Regions from separate parts of the Mus musculus genome. Here regions 2, 3, 4 and 5 are each linked to region 1. A link is a loop called in an ENCODE intact Hi-C map of the cell type or tissue named here. Cell type or tissue: gastrocnemius. All regions are shown on one strand.

Region 1 (4,000 bases):
CTCCCTCCTAGGAGATGCAACCAGGGCACAGGGAGCTCCAGATGAGCCTTGATGGGCAGAGGCTTAGTAGTCCAAGCAGCCCTGCCTGTTCCCACTGCAAGGGCATGGCATGTGTTCTGCTGGGACCTCAATTCTTCTCCATGGGTTCCCCTCTTCCCTGGAGGGGTTTCTTTTACACTGTACTTCAGCCAATATCTACGCTGCTCCCTGCCATCTCCCAGGACGATGCAGGCTTCTCCTGAGCACTCAGCTTCCCACCCGCCATCAGAACGGAGCCTGGACTCTCTGCCAAATCATTTGGCTCTCTCAGATTCCGTTTAGCTACTCACTGTAATTTAGGTGTGGTCGCCGGCTTTTCCTGCTCCTCACAACCTCTCTTTTCCTTGCCCTTCAAACCTATCGGTTCCCAGGACACATTTCATGTCTTGTACCATATGGTGCATTCCAGGAAATTAGTGAGGGATGGAACACACATGGTTAATTCTCTATTCTTATTAACTCATTTGCGAGTCCCTTTTTATTCCTTCCAACCCTATCGTGTTTCCCTCAGCTACAGTTAACATTCCTGCCCAGAATTACCATCCCCATTTTGGGGAAGAGGGTCGGATTCTCCTGTGTTTTCTTTCTAGCTGGCAAGGAACAGGCATTCGTATGCATTAGACTGAGACCAAGATCTGGTGCTCTGTTCCCCTTGGTTGACCGTCACCGTCTTCGGTCCCCAGTTTCGGTGGACATGCCACAGAGATGGGAGAGTGGGGAACTCTGAAGATCCCACTTCTGGGGGTGTGGGGAGGGCTCTCATTTCCTGAGAAGGGGCTGAAACCCTCAGTTGTAGCCTCCGAGTGTGGACTCTGTAAATCATCTACAGTTTGAGGGTTTTACTCCATTGGTTTATACTCTGACCATACATCTCTGAGCTGAGTGTGGTTTTCCCCTATTTGAATTCCCCCTTCTCATCTCTGTTCTGGGTTCCACTTCTCTCTTATTTCTTCTCCCATGTCTTTCTGTCTTGGGGAACTTTTCTATTTAAAATGGATTCTCCATTTGTTCTAGAAAGTCTCTTTGCTCCTCGAAGTAAAGCACCATTCACTGGAAGAAAGTGAGAAAAAAATTAACAGGAGAGGTGTATTAAATGGTGTGTGTGTGTGTGTGTGTGTGTGTGTGTGTGTGTGTGTGTGAGATATAAGCCAGGACTAGCACCACCCAGAACTGCCTGCCTGACAGGCATGACGGGCTACCAGCATGGTTCAGAACTTCCAAGTAGACAAAGCAAAAATAAGGCTCCCGGCCAGTGTAACCTGGTTCCCCCTGCAGATAAAAACAAACCAAGCTCCCCTAAGAATAACAAACATTCGTGACTTGAACCCCAGATGCTGAGCGCTGAGCAAGGGGCTGCTGTCTCTGATTTCTTTAGCTCCCCCTTCTGTGCTTTGCCTTCCCTCCCGGTGAGTCCAGGCCAGGCTAGCTGACACTTTTTGTATTCTCTCTCCGTGCAAGCCCTGGCTCTGGCCTGACTTTGGGCTGCACCCTCAACATGTATTGACTCCCATTCTCTCTGCACCCCAAGCCTATTTCTTCTCTGGAAGGCCCATGAAGCTTTGCTGCAGCCCCAGGCCCATGTCATGACATTTTCTGGCTCTACGTGTCTGTGGGGGTTGCAGGCACTCTAGTCTTAGGATAGGACTAATTCGATCTTTCTGTGAGGGGTCAGATAGGAAAAAGTGTGGATTGGGCAAACTGTATGAACTGTCACTTAATTAGACTCAGCAAGGTCCTTGGGATCTCTGAGCACTCCGGACAATCCACGAACAAGTGTATGTGGCTGTGTTCAACAAAACGTTATCTGTGGATCCTGAAATACTAACTTCACGCCCTTTTGCTATGTTACAAAATATTTTTTTCTTTTCACTCCCCCTCCCTGCCCTTCAATTATCTATCCAAAAAATAAAAAAATAAAGATCAACGTTAGCTTAGGACAGCATACTGGGCAGTGAGCAGTGGGCTCACTCTGGAATGTTGCCATTTCTCTCTCATGTAGTCTCTGGACTCCAGTCTGCGGTGAGGAGATTGAAACAATACCTTCCCCTGTAGCATTGTTGCATCAGTCAAACACTTGCTTGCACACCAACAGCACCTAACTAAGGCAGCTGTGGCTGCGGTTTCTGTGGCTGCCCTCTGCTGCTGGCCTTTCCCACTGATAGAGAGGCGTGTGCTGCCCTCTGCTGGTAGGAAGAGAAACCAGTCCCGGGAAAGCTGGAGGATCTGCGAACTTCCGAAGACTTGAAAGTCTTGACTTGGGAGTTCCAAAACAAACCATGTCTCCCAGCTACCTTCCATATTTAGGGAAGGATATGCCTACCAGGCCTGACAGACCCTGACAAGCTGCACCCAGTCTGTCTCTTGCTTTCTCTCCCACTACTCTGAACCTTTACAAACTTCTTTGGCCTAAAACAGAGAAATATTGGAAAGGTTTTGAGCAGCTTGGGAGGGCCATTAGTTTAGAACTAACGAGTCCCTATATCAAAGCCCGCACCTGCCCCAGAGTGTCATGAATGCACACTGCTGTTGGGGACAGAAGCCAGCTTAACTCCTGACCCCCCTCCCCCCATTCCCAGAATGTGGCAAGCCACAGTAAAAATAGTATGTGTGTGTTCAGGACACCAAAAACAAGACACTTAAATCTTCCCTTCTTCCCAGCGTCCTCTCATACCCTGGCCCCAGTGTGATAGCCTGGCTTTTCTAGGCCTGTGCCCAGCCTCTACTTACTCAACCCCCTAACCTCCAGGGTCTGGAGAAAAGATAAAGGAACGGACTTCAAGATAGCAGGAATTGTGGGGAATGTGGGCGCAGAGGCCCTGCAGGGGTCAGGCAGGGTTGTGTCTGGAGGCTTCATGTTCATTCCGTTGGGACTACTTGCTGCTACCGCTAGAGATCAAGACTTGGTACCAACTTGGAACAACAGACTTCAGGCTGAAAGAAGCCCTGAGTGGAGGTGAGGCGGGCTGCCATCATGTGGTTATCTTTGGGTTCCTGGGTGGCCAGACCCTCCAAGGTTCTCCTTCCAAAATAAGCAGGTCGGCCACAGAGGAACTCTCCGGGCTGCCTGGCCCTGGATCCCCTGCCCGCCACTTGCCAGATCCCGATATTTTGTTGGTTGGTTAGGTTAACGGTGTGCTTTGATTAGCATTCTTGCAAGTAAAAACAAACAACCCAAGCGTTGTGGGACCCACCTCCAAGATTTGGCAGGCCCCAGGCCCTTAGTCTTTTCTTCCACGAGGGTCTTGGAGGCTGAGAGCGAGAGGGGCGTGACTTCCTGTGGCACCTCCCAGGAGCTGCCCAGAGGTTCCCCCCAGAGAGTCTTTGGTTTGGTTCCTTATTGAGGAGGCTTCTGTGATTTTAATTTTAACAAAGTTTGTTCCAGAAGCAAAATGAATCCTTGGGTAGTAGTGAGGAAGGTGGTCGGCGGTGGTGTGAGGGTGTTGAATGGGGCTGGCTCTGGTGGGAGGAGGGGGGAGGAGTGGTGGGTCCTGCGTGGGTGGGCTCATTCATTAGTGAGATTTTGCTGTGTGGGCTCCTGGACTAGGGTAGAGTGCAGACCACCAACGCCATTCGTGTGGAGGAATTTCCTGCTGTCTGACCAGAAAGAGTTCTGCTGGCCTAGTCTGGCCTCAGATCAACACCTAGGGAATAAAGGATCGTTAGATGAATGATTTGCACAAAACTTGTATGTTCCTTTACCTGTGGCTAGTGTTGCCTCACCGTGGGTGACAGATCTCTTAAATTTGTGCAGTCTACAAACAAGTTTCTTAACCCCCTCCCCTCTTTCTACACACACACGCACACGCACACGCACACTAGCAAAGTCCTCACACACCTCCTTACACATTGTATTAAGTAGATCTCAATTAAACAGAAAAAATTCTTCCATTCACTTATTTCAGGGTGACACAACACATTGGATGAGATCTTCCCGGGAAGGCGATTTCTCTTACTTTTTTAA
Region 2 (4,000 bases), 180 kb before region 1:
ACACACACACACACACACACACACACACACACACACACACACACAAATAGGCAATTGTCCTTTCAGCCTAGATTCATACAGCCTAGATTTTGAATTGGTGCTAATTAATTAGATTTACCCCTAGCCTAAAAAAAAAGGGGGGGGGGGAAATCTCTGCTCAGGGAGTCTGTTACTGATCCTGCAGGCTGGATTAACATAGATTTATTCATAAAGAAAAAAATAACATTGCAAGTCAAACACCATCAGAGCTACCTCCTGATGGGAGGTTAAGGGGGTCACTGTGAGGTGGGGCTGTGTCACGATAGTTCCTTGAGGCAGACTTTCCATAGCAAACATTTTCATGCACATAGTATATGAATCAGATCAGCCCACACAGTCATGTAAGCACCATTGCAAACCAAACTCCACCACGAGAGGTGACTATCATTGGCTGGCTCTACAGCCAGTGCCTCTCCCAACTTCCACCTTCTAACTCCTATCACCATTTCCTTGCCTTTTCTAGAGTGTTAACATAAATGAGTCTGTGCGGTGTGTTTCTATTTGCACCTGGCTTCTTTCATTTAGTGTAGCGCTTTTGATACTCAATTATATTGTGTCACCAGATTTTATTTGTTATTTCTTAATAGTATTCCACTTATGGACACATCATAATTTAACAACTTACCCGCTGAGGGATATCTGCCTTGTTTCTAGATTTTTATGAATAAAATTGCTATAAAAATATGTATGTTTTTTAGTGAGTTTCCATCTTGCTTTTTCTCAAATAAATACCCAGGACTAGTAAGCATGCATTTAATGTCCTAAGAAACTTGTCAACTGTTTTCTGTAGCGGAGAAGCCCTTCCCATCAGTAGCATGCTCTCCAGATGATCTCTCTGACTAGATACTATCGTTTCTTTCATTTTAGATATTTTTCTATTTTTTTCTTTAGGCTAGACTGTAAAATTAAGCCTCTACTAACTAAATGTACTTGGTTTAGGCCTGTGAAAATTAAAATTTACCAGATTCTGAAATTGTGACCTGACATGGAACTAGGTTCTTAGCATATGTAATTAAGTCTAATTGGTTATAGAGAAAGTGAACCTCACTTTTCATGGCTGTCATCTAGTAAAAAGCTGTATGTGATCCTACAGAGGGACTTGGGAGGCCAGCATGAGATGGTAGAGGCAGAACTTAAGGTTGTGTGGAAGAGGCAAAGGCAATCCTTCCTCAGAGCCTTTGTAGGCAGCATGGCCCTGTGAACTGTTAACTCTACCACCCACCTGGAATTAGACAAGGTATCTCTTTGTAATTTAGGATGGTGTGGTGGTTTGAATATGCTTGGCCCAGGGAGTGGCACTAGTAGGAAGTGTGGCCTTGTTGGAGTAGGTGTGGCCTTGTTGGAAGGAATGTGTCATTTATGGGTGGTCTAGGTGCCTAGAAGTCAGTCTTTTACTAGCGGCCCTCAGATGAAGATGTAGAACTCTCAGCTCCTCCTGCACCATGCCTGCCTGGAAGCTGCCATGGACTGCCCCAATTAAATGTTGTCCTTATAAGAGTTGCCTTGGTCATGTTGTCTGTTCACAGGTGTAAAACCCTAACTAAGACAGGTGGCCTAGAATTTTTATTTTTAGCACTGTATTTATCCATGGTGTGGGATAGGGAGGAAAGGAACTGGCCACAGTGTGTGTATGGAAATCAAAGTTTCCATATATCAGGACTTGGCCCTCTCCTTCCACCATCTCAGGATGTCATGTGATCTGATTCCTAGAGAGATGTGAACAAAATCCACTCACCCCAAATAGGAACCAATGAGAGAAGCAGAGCATGGATACCACCAAAATCCAAGTGGGTGAAAGACCTTTGCTGGAGTTACTTGTAGAAGTATGGACAAGGGGTTGCTCACAGAAGCAGAAATGACACAGCAACAATTGCATCACCAAAAGCCACGCTGTCGTGGGTGTTAGCCATTGAAAACTGGATCCCTGGAGCACACTGCACAGCCTGCAGAGGGTCAACAGGTTAAAGGGCTGCTTTTTGATCAGGCAGCTCAGCTGGTCTGAGAGTCTCTCTCCACAGTCCTTATTTCTTACACACTGGAGCCTGGGTGGGGGCAATATATTTGGTCAGCTTCGGTAACTTCTAGAAGCCTTTCAGTCCAAGTGCATACTTGTGCTTACTGAGTTGATGAGAGCCCTATCTTGCAGAATGTTCTATAAAGGATTAAGAAATGGGGTTTCTTTTAGTTTCTGTTGTTGTGTTTGTTTTTATAGTACAGTGACCTGGAACATGAACCTGATGTTGTTGGGTTTATTTTTGGTTTTGCTTTCAGATTTGTTTTTATTGTTATTAGTGCACTTACCCAAGAAGGCCAGAAGAGGGCATTGGAGCCCCCGAAGCTGAAATTACAGGCAGTTGTGAGCCACTGCTCTTAGGGATCTGCTGCTGTGATAAAACACAACAACCAAATCAACTTGGGAAGAAAGGAGTTTGTTTCAGCTTATACTTCCATATTGTAGTCCGTCACTGAAGGAAGTCAGGGCAAGAACTGGAAAGCAGGAAGTGGAGAAGTCATGGGGGAATACTATGATCCTGGCTCGCTCCTCGAGGCTTCCTCGGCTGCCTCCTTAAAGCATTCAGGAGGACCAGTACAGATCAGGGGAGCACCATCTCCAGTGAACTGGCCCTCACACATCCATGTCAATCAAGAAAATGTCACGGAGGCTTGCCCATGGGCCAAGCAGGTAGGAACATTTCTTAACTGAGGCTACCTCTTCCAAAATGACTATAGCAAGTTGACATAAAACCAGCCAGCCCAGCTGCCCAATAGCCATGGGTGCCAGGAACCAACTCAACAGCAGGCTCTTCCTACTGCTAAGTCATCTCTCCTGCCCGCTGCCTTTAAAATTAGTTATTCTTACCATAAATTCTAGGTCAAAAAAAAAAAAAAAAAAAGACTTCTCTGATACAGCTAGTTGGTTTTGTTTTTGCTATTTTATAAACTGCATTATTCCAGTGCTAGCACAATGTCCTTACAGTCCTGGGGAAGAGAATGGTCTAGTCCCCAAATGTATGTCAGATTTCTCTGAGGACTTTAAAAGGTAGAGGGACCTCCCTACCCCAAGCCTGTGAAACGAAAGTGAATCCTGTTGCTCTGTGTTCAGACATGCATCCCTACTTCTGACATTATCCTGCTATTTCCATTGAAATAAAGGAACCTTTCTAACCCATGCTGACATAACTTGCTCAGTAGCTATTGTGACTGGACAGAAATTCAAACAACTGGCAGAGTACAGATGTGGAAGCAGGAAGTTTGTCGACAAAAACTCAACAATCATTCCTTATTTGAGCCAGACCCTGCCCACTGGGAAAGTGAGTTATATTCAAGCCTACCAGTTGACCACTAGACATTATTGTATGGAGATCCAGAAGTAGGTCCTGAGCTCGCTGAGCCCGCGGAGAGTTGTCTTCTGTGTTCTGAGCTGTGCTTAGCAACTACACTGTACAATTTAGTAAGCGTGGCGGGTGGGAAACAATCCCAACTTCCATAAAAAGTTTGCAGAGCATGGCAGCCTGTCACGTGAGCAGAGCCTCCAATTCTCAATGACCCACATAGAAACAGGCCCATTCTCACCCCTGATTTTTTTTTCTTCCAGGTTTTCTTTCTTTGGAGTGAACAAGGAATTGGCTTCTTAGGCTGGGAGATAAGGACTTACTAGACTGAACCACCTCCTTCCAACTTTGAGCAGTTTCAAAGGTCAGGACTTGGGGCTTCGGAACAAGTTGTGCAGCTTCATGGTTTTGGGTCTGGCTACACGCAGAAACAACCTCCCTTTCCGCCTCCTTCCCACGTGTTGAAAATGATAAAAATCCCCATGGCAGAGTGCCCAAATGCCCTTCAGGGCAGTGCCGCCCAATTTAGCAAGTGCCCATGGCTAGAGTTGAGACTGTCCCCTCATTAGAAATACACCAAAGGCTAAGACCAAAGGGCTCAATTCCTTTACAGAACGTGGCTACAAACA
Region 3 (4,000 bases), 67 kb before region 1:
GAGACAGAGACAGAATCAGAGACAGAATCAGAGACAGAATCAGAGACAGAATCAGAGACAGAGGCAGAGAGAGAAGGAGGAGCAGGACCAGGAAGAGGAGAAGGAGGTGAGGGGAGACAGGGAGGAGGGAGAGAGAGAGAATAAGAAAGCAGAGGAGAATAAAACCAAGCAAGGGAATGAAAACCCCACAAAGTTGAAAGCTGCAGATCTCTGACTCCAGCACCTTACTGGTTGGCTCACCCCTCAGCCTCTCCCCTGCTCCTGGCCCACTCCCTCTCCACTTGCACAGAGCAAAAATGGCAAGCTCAGCGAATTCAGGATCTTTTCTTCGCTCCACGCTATTGTAAGTGCGTGATTTTGATGGACTAACTGAACCTCTTCATTAAAAAACAAAAATTTAAAAATAAAAAAAAAAAACAAACCTTGAAAATCATCTTCTGTACACCACTCTTTCTGTCCCTCATGACCTTCAGAACATTCTTAGCTCTGTCTGAGCTCGTACACTGAGGGGTCTCCTATGTGACTGGGCCCAACGAATGCTGAGTTCCCAGGGTGTCCCCCTCCCTCCAGTCCCCGCCCGGACTGACCCCGCCCCGCGGCCGTGGTCTATTTTGGGCGCACCCGCGGCAGCGGCGCGGGATCGCTGACAGTCTCGGATCCTGTGACACCTCCCAGCAGTCAGGCACTTGTTGCTCTTGGGACCTGTTGTCAATCCCTTAGCTCGCTTTTCCTTTTAGCCCCCTGCTGGCTCTTGGAGTCCTCTCTTTCCGCGTGACACCTGGGACTCTGATCTCTCAGGCATCGCTGTCCTTGCTTGGAGAAATTGATGAGAAACTGGTAGTCTTAAAAAAAGAAAACATTAAACACCGTGCAAAAGAGAGGCCCCCGCTGTGAGCAGGAGCCTGAAGTGCTGCAGAGGTGGCGCCTCTCCGGCCCGGGACCGTGGTCCGGGGCGCCAACGGCATGACGGACTCAGCGACAACTAATGGGGACGACAGGGACCCCGAGATCGAGCTCTTCGTGAAGGTAGGTCGGCATTCGCGGGCCTCCTCCCGGGCTGGAGATGAGGAGATCTCAAGTGTCAGGACGCAGGTCCCTCTGGGACTTGAGACCCTCCCTAGGGAGCACAGTCCAGCGCCCTCCTGGTCCTGCCGGTGGCCTTTCTGCCAGGGGCTTCCGGAGAAGGGTGTGAGTTTCGATCTGGCAGGTGGCTGTCTTCTTGAAGAGTTAACCCGTAGTCTACCAAACATTGTAGGACAGGTTGCCGTCCCTCATCCTGAGCTCGGAGGGAAGAGCAGATCCTGAGCTCCAAGGGAAGGGATCTTGGCCAAGTTGAAAGATGTCTCCAGATATAGGGACAGGGGAATCTGGCTAGACTAGTAAACTTTTCTTCTTTAGCGGAGGGGGGGGGGGAGGGAGGGAGGGAGGAAGGGAGGGAGAGAGGGAGGGAGAGAGAGAGAGAGAGAGAGAGAGAGAGAGAGAGAGAGAGAGAGAGAGAGAGAGAGAGAGATCCTCTTTGGCACAACAAAAACAGCATTTTCTAGTACCCACCCTCTCTTGTTTTACTCAGAAACACTAAAATAAAAGCGAAGGCCACAAAGCTATTTTCTTGCTTTGTGACTTGTAGAGGAGAGAAAAAAATGAACACCCAGTTCCCTGCTGTTATTATCACTGTCATTATGACTCTACAGGACCGTCTCAGGTAACCAGGGGACCTGTCAGTTTCGACTTGGGCTGCAAAGCAACAGCTTCTTGCAGAACCAAATTAAGCGCCCCCCTGCTTCTTGGGCGCTCCCCTGAGCAGTAGCAGACACCAGACAGCAGCTCTAATGTTTTTTCTTTTGCAAGCTGCGGGAGACTGGAGGCCGGGTCCGCAGGTGTAGGCAGAAACATTTGATCAGCCCTCCTTGCTGGGACACTGCAGAAGCAGAACCCGGGAAACCTGAGGCGGAGGAAAGCAGCCCTGGGCTGGGCTGCAGAGTCGCCAGGACCTTGGGGGAGGGGCGAACTCTACTGCCTGATTACCTAGGGCTTTCACAAATGGGAATAAAATCCTCTAGTGCTGTTTTCCAAGAATAGAGTGCAGAGCGCTGAAAACACACTGGGTCTAAAGGTCGTGCACATAACCTGGAAGCAGAAAGGTGTTAATTTGCTTAAACCACCTGTTTCTAAACGAGTTGAATAGACTTCAGCAGAAGGGTTTAAGTTTGTGTAAACCCGAATAACAATCTTCTCTTCTCTGACACTTTTGAAACACACACACACACACACACACACACACACACACACACACACACACACACAATTCAATATACATATTGAAAGTTTAATATAGATAATCTGTTGCAACCTATTTTATGTCTACAAAGTGATGTTGCTAATCTCCAGGCAGCAGTTTTGGGTGTGCTGGCAGACCTAGGTAAGAACAAGGCTAGATCGCCTCCCAGTCTGAGCAGGATGGGGCCGTGGGGGCCTGGGTGCCCAGGCCCATAGCAGGGAGGGTGATTGGATGCTGCGTTCAGAAAACCTTGCCGCTTTCCTTGAGAGCCAGTCTTGGGCTTACTCAGGTTCCCTGGGAGTAGGAGCTTCAAGTGTCAGGTTCCCTGAGCGATATTTCAGACACAAATTGGTTCTTTTGAGCCAAAGGAGCCCTTTGCCCTGCACTAAGCGTGGAGACCAATTCTACCTGTGTCTTTGGAATTTCACGTTGGCAGCGTTCGGAGATTTTGTCTACTTGTATGAAAACGCTTACTCCACAGCCCAAGTGGCCCCCAAAAGAGTTCTAGAATGCCCGTGCTGTCACCCACCTGCTCACTTAAAGAAAAGCACATAGTAAGAGCCTTTGTGGCTCTGAGACCAGATTGATGGCAGAGATGTTTTCGATGCCCATCCTCATTTTTGAGCTTCTGGTTACTGTTATGACCACAGGGGAAACACAAAAGCTGGGTCAGCCGGGCAGCGGTGGCGCACGCCTTTAATCCTAGCACACCGGAGGCAGTGGCCGGCAGATCTCTGAGTTCCAGGCCAGCCTGGTCTACAGAGCAAGTTCCAAGACAGCCAGAGCTATACTGAGAAACCATGCCTTGAATAACCTGTGTGTGAGGTGAGGGTGCTTCTCTGAGCCTCCAATGGTGTCATTATAGAGGAGCAGGATTCTGGCTCACTTGTAGAATCAGACTTTCCCCCAAATCTGCAGGGCCTCCATTTTGGATTCCCATCGAAAGAAAGTCTCTGGCATCTGGTGTTGGGTAGCAGAGGTGTTTTCTGAAGGAGAGGATTGGTTGGTTCTTATGAAGAAACTCAGGTAGAGGATGCCCTACCCGGAGCCATGATGTGGGTCATTTTCAACAGCCTGTTAAAGACCAGCCCTCCCCTGCTCAGTACAACACTGGGTCTGCCCATCTAAACTATTGTCCTGTGAGTCTCACAGACTCGTGCTGCCCTGCCATGCACAGTACTTCTCATCTGTGTCTACTGCAGTGAGACAGCAGTGATACCTGGCAGCATCCTAGGGCACGTGAAGCGCTCATCTGTGTCTACTGCAGTAGATACACGGCAGCGTCCTAGGGCATGTGAAGTGCAGCGAGAGCTTGTCTCACTCACTGGAGCGTCCCATCTTTATTCATGAAGATTATTTCACTCCTATGTAAAATGAAGAAAACAGTTAATTATGACCCCACGGGACCTTCCAATATTATAGTCACAGCCATTGGTGAGCTGAAGTCTGCTCCCTTCCAGTAGCTCAGGAAAGAAAAAGGGGGGGGGGATTAGTGTCATGATGCCACTGAGCAAGCCTGCGCTCAAAAAGGGTGTGGGAAATGCCCTGCTCAAATGCTAAGATGCCAGTCCTTGTTCTCTTCATTTACTGGCATATCATGTAGCCCAGGCTAGACTTGAACTCCCCAAATGACCTTGATTTCCTTTTTTTTTTTTTAAACAGTCCCTGGGCATTCATGTGGTTCTAGGTAGCTGCCTAGAAAATCAGAAAATAGTCATCCCC
Region 4 (4,000 bases), 110 kb before region 1:
AAGCCATTGATGTTCTGCTCAGGAATCTTTTCCCTGTGCCCATATCTTCCAGGATCTTCCCCACTTTCTCCTCTATAAGTTTCAGTGTCTCTGGTTTTATGTGGAGTTTTTTGATCCACTTAGACTTGAGCGTTGTACGAGGAGATAAGAATGAATCAATTCACATTCTTCTACATGCTAACCACCAGTTGAGCCAGCACCACTTGTTAAAGATGCTGTCTTCTTTCCACTAAAACATGCATATACACATATTTCGCCTGCGTGGATAGCATTTTCATCTGAAACTAAGTGATTTGTTTATGCTTGTAGTGACAAATGTCGGCCATCCGGGCTGGAAGCCATGCCCCCTTTGTGCTTTGTAACTGAGTCCTTTCTGCTCCTTGAAAGAGCCTTTGGATCAACAATAAGTACTAGGTCTGTTAAAAGCCATCAGCTATACTGAGAGGGCTTGCAGGCAACAGTCACATGGCAACCACTGAAATAAGTAAGAGGGTGCATTGTTTAGCAAACATCTAATGTTCCAAGGTTTCAATGCTCACACCTAAGGTCAATATGGAAGGCCGGAGCAAATAACAGGAGGAAGTGCCTGTTGTTCGCTGGCCTGTGGCTACAGAAATGCCTGTGATTTTATTCTTCTGTGGTGAAAGGAAAGAATGCAGTGGGTATAATTTTAATATCCACAGTAGCAACTCTCAAGAAACTAGCTTCATTCTTCCAGAACAACACGATTCCAAGTGACAGCCACAAGAGAATGCAGCTGTTTCTGTGTAAATTAATTAAAATGGGATAAAATAAGAGTCAGTTCTTCAATCCCATGGGCCATACTTCAAGTGTGCCCACACTGGGACATGCAGACAAGGAACCGTCTGTCAGCACAGAGCGTCTCATAGGGTAACCAGACCAGAGTTCATCTCTGTCATGAAGACCTGTCAGTTATGTGGTCACAGGCCCTTCTGGGGATTTTATTTTTTTGCCTAAATGTTGGAGGCAGAGTGGCTGGTCTTCATGAGTTAGAAGAGTGTTTGTGCACACAAAGTACTGGTGAAAACCGTTCAATTCTGTAAGCAAGGCCTACAGTGTCCGTTTGTGGGAACAGGCCAGCTTTAAATTATATCCACTCAGGCAAAGCTATGCAACTGCCATGGACACTTGCAAACCACAGCAAAGCTGTCAGGATCCACTGGCTATACTGAGAACTAGCGCAATATCTCTGAGGCTAAGGGCTCTGTTGAGGCCTCAGAAACAGAGGGGTAAGGGGCCACCCCTCCAGCCACCAGGGCCAAGTGTGGCCACAGAAAGGAGGGTCCTTTGCTTGACCACCTTTTCCCCCTAAATCCCAAGAATTTACCAGGTAGTCAGTGTTCATAAAGAATCATTGAGAGGTAGCAGACATGGAGGAGGCACAGACCTGTAATCTCAGCCACTAGAGAGGCAGAGGCAGAAGGGTTGAAAGTTTAAGGTCAGCCTGGGCAACAGATTGAGTTCAAGGCAGCTAAGACAACTCAAAGGGTGAGAAACTGTCTGGGGCTGTAGCACAATAATATAGTGTACCTAGCATGCGTGAGGCCTGAGTTTCATTCCCCAGAATATAAAAAAAGATATTGATAAGAGCCAAAAACAAACAAAAAAAATTGACAAAAGTAAAGCAGAGACGGTTATCTAGGCTAAGACAAGGGTTGTTCCATAGACTCTGAAAATACTAGGTGGCGCCTCAACAATGCCCTCACTCCATAATCAACATTTTATAGTTGCAGGACTGAGCATCTGATTGGTCCCCTGTTCTCTCTAAGGTTCCTCTTTATATGTCTTAAATCAGCAGAGCAATAAATTTTTATTGTGCCTGTACTCTGCACCTCACATGCCGCCAGTGTGGAGGCAGAAAGGCAAGGTAAGGTGGGGCCCGGTCTGTGAGACTCTGACCAACTGGCTCAAGAGGATTGCCATTGAGAATGATTTAGAAATTGATTCTAGAGGTGGGGCAGGATTGGGTCCTAGAGTCTATGATGCAGGGGGCTGACACAAGAGCAGTAGCTATGAATCAGTAGCAAACATGGTAGGGCAAACAAAAAATAATTTCAAGTTTATAGCTCTAAGTTATTAATATTTAGTATCAGTTATGTGCCAAGTATTAGGTTGCTGAGATTGAAAAAAAAATCTATGAGGGGCTGAGACGATTACTCCATAGACTTTCTAGTCTAAACGTTACTTTGCCACAAACTAGAGTCACCCGAGAAGAGAACTTCAAGTGAGGAATTGAATAGATCAAATTGACCAGTGGCATATCTGGGGGGAGGGGTGGTGTGTCTTGATTATTACTTGATGTAAGAGAGTCTAGCCCACTATGGGCAACACCATTCCCTAAAAAGGAGGCCCTGAACCACATAAAGAACCAAACAAATAAGCAAGAAGGCAGCATGGGTGCACATGCTTCTCCTTGCCGGTGCATGTGATGTGGTACTTGGCGGCTTGGTGGGATTCATGCCTTGACTTCTCCAAGTTAATAGTTAGCTAAATAAACTATTTCTTCCCTAGGTTGCTTTTGGTTAGGACGCTGTATCACAGCAACAGAAATGAACCTAGAACCAATGATAAAGTGCTTACCACACAAGCAGGAGGAACCGAGTTTTATCTCCAGCATTCATGTTAAAATATGGATGGGGTGGTGTGATTTTGTAATCCCAATGTCAGGGAGTTAGTTGGAGATGGGAGAATCCCTGAGGTTCACGGGTCAGTTAGCCTAGCTTACTAGATAACCCTACCTGAGGTTCACAGGTCAATTAGCCTAGTTTACTAGACAACTAGCTCAGTGAGAGATTCTAATTTTAAAAACATGGAGGATGGCTCCTGAGGAGCAATGCCTGGGGCTTACCTCTAGTCCCCACGCGTATGCCCATTTTTGTGTAGAATAAACACACGCACAAAATACACAAGGCCTTACCAGCATTCTCTATATAAGCAAGAAAAGGGACATTTCTGCCCCTGGCTGAACAACACAGTACAAAGCAAAGGTGAAAAGGGATTTCTCCAGAAGGAGTAAGAAGCCCAGGAAATAAACATTATAGAGAAATCCAGCTGGAGAGGCAGGGGGAAGGTAAAACAAAGCCGCAAGAGTCAAAGGGTGTTTGGGAATCAGCAAATAGTTTTGAACATGTTGGAAAAGTGGAGAGTAAATGGCACTGAAAAATCAACGTTGGCAGCAGGCACCAGCTTCAGAGGGCCAGATGACAGAGGGTGAATTTTACCTTGTGGAGTCACTTGATTACATCTGCACACAAGTATCCCAGACATAGGAAGAGAGTGGAAGCCGGGGAGTGACTGCCTCAGGTATCTCAGGTGGGACACGCTAAGGGCTGTGATTCCCATGAGGAGTAAGGAGACACTCCAGGAAGGATGGCATTGAAAGACGTTACAGAGGGAGAACTTCAGAGTTGGATGCAGACAGTCCTGTGGATTCACACAGCATCAGCCAGGGAAGACGTAATGCTTTGTGGAGTGGGAAGGGCTTCGTCCCTACTACTTTTTGAGCCTTGGACTATCTGGGTTGATCTGGTATGTAGGCAGGCATATGGGCAGGGAATTTCAGAATGGATAGGGAAGCAGGATCCTTTAGAAGATAGAATATTGCAGAATGCTTTTATGATATTTTTTTTCCTAAGGAGGACAAATATCTATTCATCCCAGACCCGGGGGTGGGGATGGGGTGGGGGCATACAAGTGACAGAATAGACAAATGACTCCACATGAGTTTGTCTACCTTGGTGAACCAAGTCATTTCCTGGAGTTATTTGCAGAGGTGGGCTGGCTGAAAGGCAGCTGCATCCTTGAGAAGCCCACCACAGCACAGGTGGGCAAGTGATTCATTCAAAAAAGCTGCGTGTCTGGAACCCTGTGCCCAACCTGTAGGCTACCCCATCAAAGAGCATCCACTCCCATGCCGGTTGCTTTTTAATTATATATCTTGGAGGGAGGGATTTAGTGAGCCTTGTAACTTCCTATACTT
Region 5 (4,000 bases), 84 kb before region 1:
ATAATAATAATAATAATAATAATGGTAATAATTACCATTATTATTATTATTATTATTATTATTATTATTATGTGTATGTACATGGTTGTATACATGGTTAGTATCAAATGCCATCCTCCAATCATGTCCAGTATGGTTTTTGTGATAATTAAAATGTATTTAATTTTTGACAATTTCATAGATATATACGATGTATCTTAATCATATCTGTCCCGTCATTCCCTCTCTCTTACTACCCTGACCCTCTTCACCAAAGTATCTCCCTTTCAACTTTGAATCCAATTAATGCTGTCCTGAGTACATGCCCATAAGGTCATCCAATAGGACGCTGGCCACCTGCCAATGCCTGCAACCCAAAGGAAAGTAACTTTCTTTCTGACAGCAGCCATCAATTGGCAATAGTTCCTTAGCAAGGTTTGGGGCCTTGGAAGTGCCTCCTCTGCCCACTTTGGTTTGGTGAGACTGACTTTCCAACAAAATCAAGAGTTTGTTGATCTGGCTGGACTATCCCCAGATTTTTAGGGTCTCAGGTGCTCTCTGCAGCACCCAGCTTTTGACATGAATTTTGGGGCTCTGAACCCAGGTATTCATGTCTGCATAGCAAACACTAAGTTCTCTCTCCACCCCAAGCTTAAACTTGACCTGCCTGTCTCAATGACTGCAGGCCAAATCACTGCTCAGTTGATAAGATGCCCAGGGCTTCCTGCATGCTAGCTAAGTGCTCTGTAGACCAAGCTTCCTCCCCAACCTCTTAGATTATGTTGTTGTTTTTTTTTCCTGAGATTTTTTTTTCCTTTTTAATTCTGTGTATATGTGGGTCTGTGTGCATGAATGTGCATGAGTATGGAGACCAGAGGCATCAAATGTCCCTGGAGGCCGAGTTATAGGCAGTCATGAGCTGCCTGATGGGGGCGCTGAGGGTTGAACTGGATCTTCTGGAAGAGCAGTACAGAGTTTTAATGCTGACTTGTGATCGGAATGTGGTAGTGTTAAAAACTCTCTTGTTTTTGTTTCACTAGTTAATGAGACTGAACACCTTCCCATGTGGTGATTTATTGTCGATATTTCCCTGCGTGCACACTCGCCATTGATTTCCTATGATCTCATTTTGAATGAGTTGACTCATAACCTTAGATAATTGGGTCACTGCTCTGCTTGTTAAAACTAAGGCTATCTTTAAAACATTACCAACATGTGATTTTCCAACTTCCTCATATTGTCTTTTAAAGCTCTTTTAATTGTTTATATCCTAACATGTATTCAAAAGAGTTTTATGTTTTTTATTTATTTGTGAGTGTGTAAATAATGCATGAGTATGTGTGTGGTTTTGTGTGTGTTTGTGTGTGTGTGTACGCACACGCACATGCATGAGTGTATGCATGCCATGACATGTATATGTAGGTCAGAGGGCAACTTGGTAGAGTTGGTCCTCTCTTTCTACCATTGGAGCCCAAGGATCCACCTCAGATCATTAGGTCTGGCAGCAAGCCCCTTTACTGCTGAGCAATCCCAGTGGCCTGCTAACACATGCATTCTCTGTCTAACTGTCCATTAGGCAAGCAGAACTGTTTGTTTTCTTCTTTTTTGAAAACGATCTGTTGATTCTGCATTGGTTTTCTTTTTACGATGATCATTTTTGCTCTGACTAACATTTATTACAGTGTGGATTCAGTCCAGTCTCTGTAATGCGACCTGATGTCCTCATGAACCACCCAGTGATTCCTTTTTTATGTGACTGTGTATGGGTACATATTCGTGTGTGTGTGTGTGTGCATGTGTGTGTGAGTACATGTTTTAAGCATGTATGTGTAGACTGGTGGATAATCTTGAACACTGTTCTTCATAAGCCATGTGTTTCCATTATTTTTTTAAGGATTAGTTTTCTTTTTAATATGTTTCCATGTGTGATATGTGCTTGTGTGAGTGCAGTTACTCATGGAGTCCAGAAGAGGGCGCTGGGCTCCAGGAGCTGGAGTTACAGGTGATTATGAGCGACCTGACACCTGACATGGGTAGGTTCCTAGTCACTGAACTGCCTCTCTACCCCTTCCCTTTTGGTTTGTAGATGGGGGATCTCTCATTGGTTTGGAGCTTGCTGATTAGGGTAGGCTAGCCCGCCATTGAGCCTCAGGGACCCTCCTTCTCTGCCACACCCCCACCCCCAAGTCTGTGCTGGGATTATAAATGCCCTGAATCACGCCAGACTTTTTACATTGTTGCTAGGCTCAAACTTATGTCACTATGTGCTTCAAGCACCTTGCTGACTAAACTCTGCTCAGCCACATAATTACTTCTTGCTTTTGTATAACCTTTTCCAGGCTTGAAGCCTTGGCTACAGTTTGAACCTTTTTTTTTTTTTTTTTTTTTTTTTTCTGTTGTGAACTAAGCATCCACCATTGCCATGTGTCTACAATTTAAAACACAAACCCTAGGTAGATTCCTGTTTCCTTTACCATGTTTTTCTAGAAGCATCTTAAGACCCATACTTGACATTTTATAGGCTGTACCATACAAGGTTTAATTGTGCTCATACTAACAGAAAGTTTATCTGAAAAACATTTGGCTTCTTAGTGATGAATATCATCTACCTTTAACTCGGGATATTCTTCCTCCCTATAAAGTCTTCATAATATTTTCTCATTTAGGTTGAATTACTATTTAGACATCTGGTGACAATTCATCACCCAATGGACAGAGTATACAATGCTGTAGAGTTGCCTCTACCTTAGATTGTGAGTGTGATTTTAGTGAACTTCTCTCAGGAGTTTACCTCTCGCTATGGAACCTAAGAAAGCAAACAGTTTTGATATAGCAAGCCCATCTGGTGCTTGAAAAGCAAACCCAAATTGGCAACATCAGTGGCCTCTTCTTTAAACCCAGTGCTTCAGAAAAGCAAAGCCCTGGATGAGTAGAGCCAGAAGAGCTCTGAGGAGACTGGCAGCTGCACAGGTTTCTTCATTAATGAGAGTTAATCCTGACTGGGGCCAATGAGATGAATTTTTCCAAAACCAGTGTGAAGCAGGAGACTGCAGTCCCTGAATGTCCCTATCACCAGCTTCCTGCTTTTCCTCTCCCCTTCTCCATTGGTCTGAGATGCTTGACTCTGACAAAGAGTGACAGTGACAGAAAATGTGAATTGGAAAATGACCCAAGAAAGGGCTTCTGGGAGGTCATTGTAGACAGGAGACAGCATTGGTCCATCTACTGTGGGATGCTGGAGTGTGAGGATGCGAGGTGTGGGGAGCAATGCTGTAAAACAGAAACGTGGGATGGGCATCAAAAAGTGACAGATTATAAACAGAAACTTGGAGGTGGGGTTGGCAGATGGATTTCATAAATCATAAGCTCTGCTTCTAGTTTGAATGATGAAATACATGGTGACATCACTAGCTGGGAAGGAAAATGTGGGTCAAGGAGAAGGTTTCAGCAGGAAGGCTGTCAGAGCAGAGTTGTAGGTATGTTGGCCCTGAGGATCCTGGAACTCCAAAGAGACAAACTCATCAGATAGCACCATCATTCATATCAGTAGGTGTGGCTAAGGCTGAGAATAAACCTCTTAAAACAAACAGATGCATCCCGGTGGTATTGAGTTTCAAGCAGAAACTGCATTAGATTTCTTCATGGTTCACCCACAAGCAGCCGCAGTTACCGGAGTAAAACCTCTGTCCAGGAGAGGCCCCATTACAACTGCATATCTCAAATGAAATCCAGCCTGGACCTCCAATGCCCTTAGAATTCACAACAGGAGCTTGGGAAGCCCAGAAGCACCACGTTTCCCACTGAATGACAATGGGCTATGTGGTGATCCAGTGCTCAAGTTTTTTTTTCTTTGGACACAGACCAAGTCCACCTACCAGAGATTTGCTTGCAGTGGGCCATGTTGGTGTACCATCAAGGCCAAGAGCACATGGATAGTCTCCTGTATCAGCCAGCTGTAATATCTGAAAGAGGGCCTCTGTCAGCCCTCACCTATCCTGTGTGAACATGAATTTATTTTTTG

What was found. A loop is a pair of places that touch in the nucleus more often than their neighbours do. Peaks named below come from ENCODE experiments on the same cell type or tissue, not always from the same donor. Only the 100,000 strongest peaks of a DNase experiment are listed, where the experiment ranks them.
Region 2: a loop joins it to region 1, with 4 times the contacts of the local background. A loop is called at or near these places in 14 of 42 quality-filtered maps.
Region 3: it touches region 1 in a loop (2.1-fold over the local background); 8 of 42 quality-filtered maps call a loop at or near these places.
Region 4: a loop joins it to region 1, with 10 times the contacts of the local background. A loop is called at or near these places in 27 of 42 quality-filtered maps.
Region 5: it touches region 1 in a loop (3-fold over the local background); 10 of 42 quality-filtered maps call a loop at or near these places.

Annotation. Positions count from the first base shown.
Region 1 is chr17:44,254,608-44,258,607 of GRCm38, forward strand. All of the region lies in intron 4 of Clic5 (chloride intracellular channel 5), which reads left to right. Among named protein-coding and RNA genes, the nearest start is that of Clic5, 68 kb to the left of the region's middle. In gastrocnemius, a CTCF peak has its summit at 2,220 (motif pointing left); DNase peaks (open chromatin) are centred at 265 and 2,215; H3K27ac peaks cover 2,852 bases.
Region 2 is chr17:44,073,882-44,077,881 of GRCm38, forward strand. No RefSeq gene overlaps it. Among named protein-coding and RNA genes, the nearest start is that of Enpp5, 2.9 kb to the right of the region's middle. In gastrocnemius, a CTCF peak has its summit at 2,348 (motif pointing right); no DNase peak of the experiment used is centred here; H3K4me3 peaks cover 935 bases; H3K27ac peaks cover 1,138 bases.
Region 3 is chr17:44,187,936-44,191,935 of GRCm38, forward strand. It overlaps Clic5 (chloride intracellular channel 5), which reads left to right and starts at 637. Exons shown (of 6, transcript NM_172621.2): 1 at 637-1,026. The coding sequence starts at 964. In gastrocnemius, a CTCF peak has its summit at 757 (motif pointing left); DNase peaks (open chromatin) are centred at 679, 1,063 and 1,935; H3K4me3 peaks cover 4,000 bases; H3K27ac peaks cover 4,000 bases.
Region 4 is chr17:44,146,819-44,150,818 of GRCm38, forward strand. It overlaps a transcript of Clic5 not described here. Among named protein-coding and RNA genes, the nearest start is that of Clic5, 40 kb to the right of the region's middle. In gastrocnemius, no CTCF peak of the experiment used is centred here; no DNase peak of the experiment used is centred here.
Region 5 is chr17:44,170,172-44,174,171 of GRCm38, forward strand. It overlaps a transcript of Clic5 not described here. Among named protein-coding and RNA genes, the nearest start is that of Clic5, 16 kb to the right of the region's middle. In gastrocnemius, a CTCF peak has its summit at 1,944 (motif pointing right); a DNase peak (open chromatin) is centred at 341.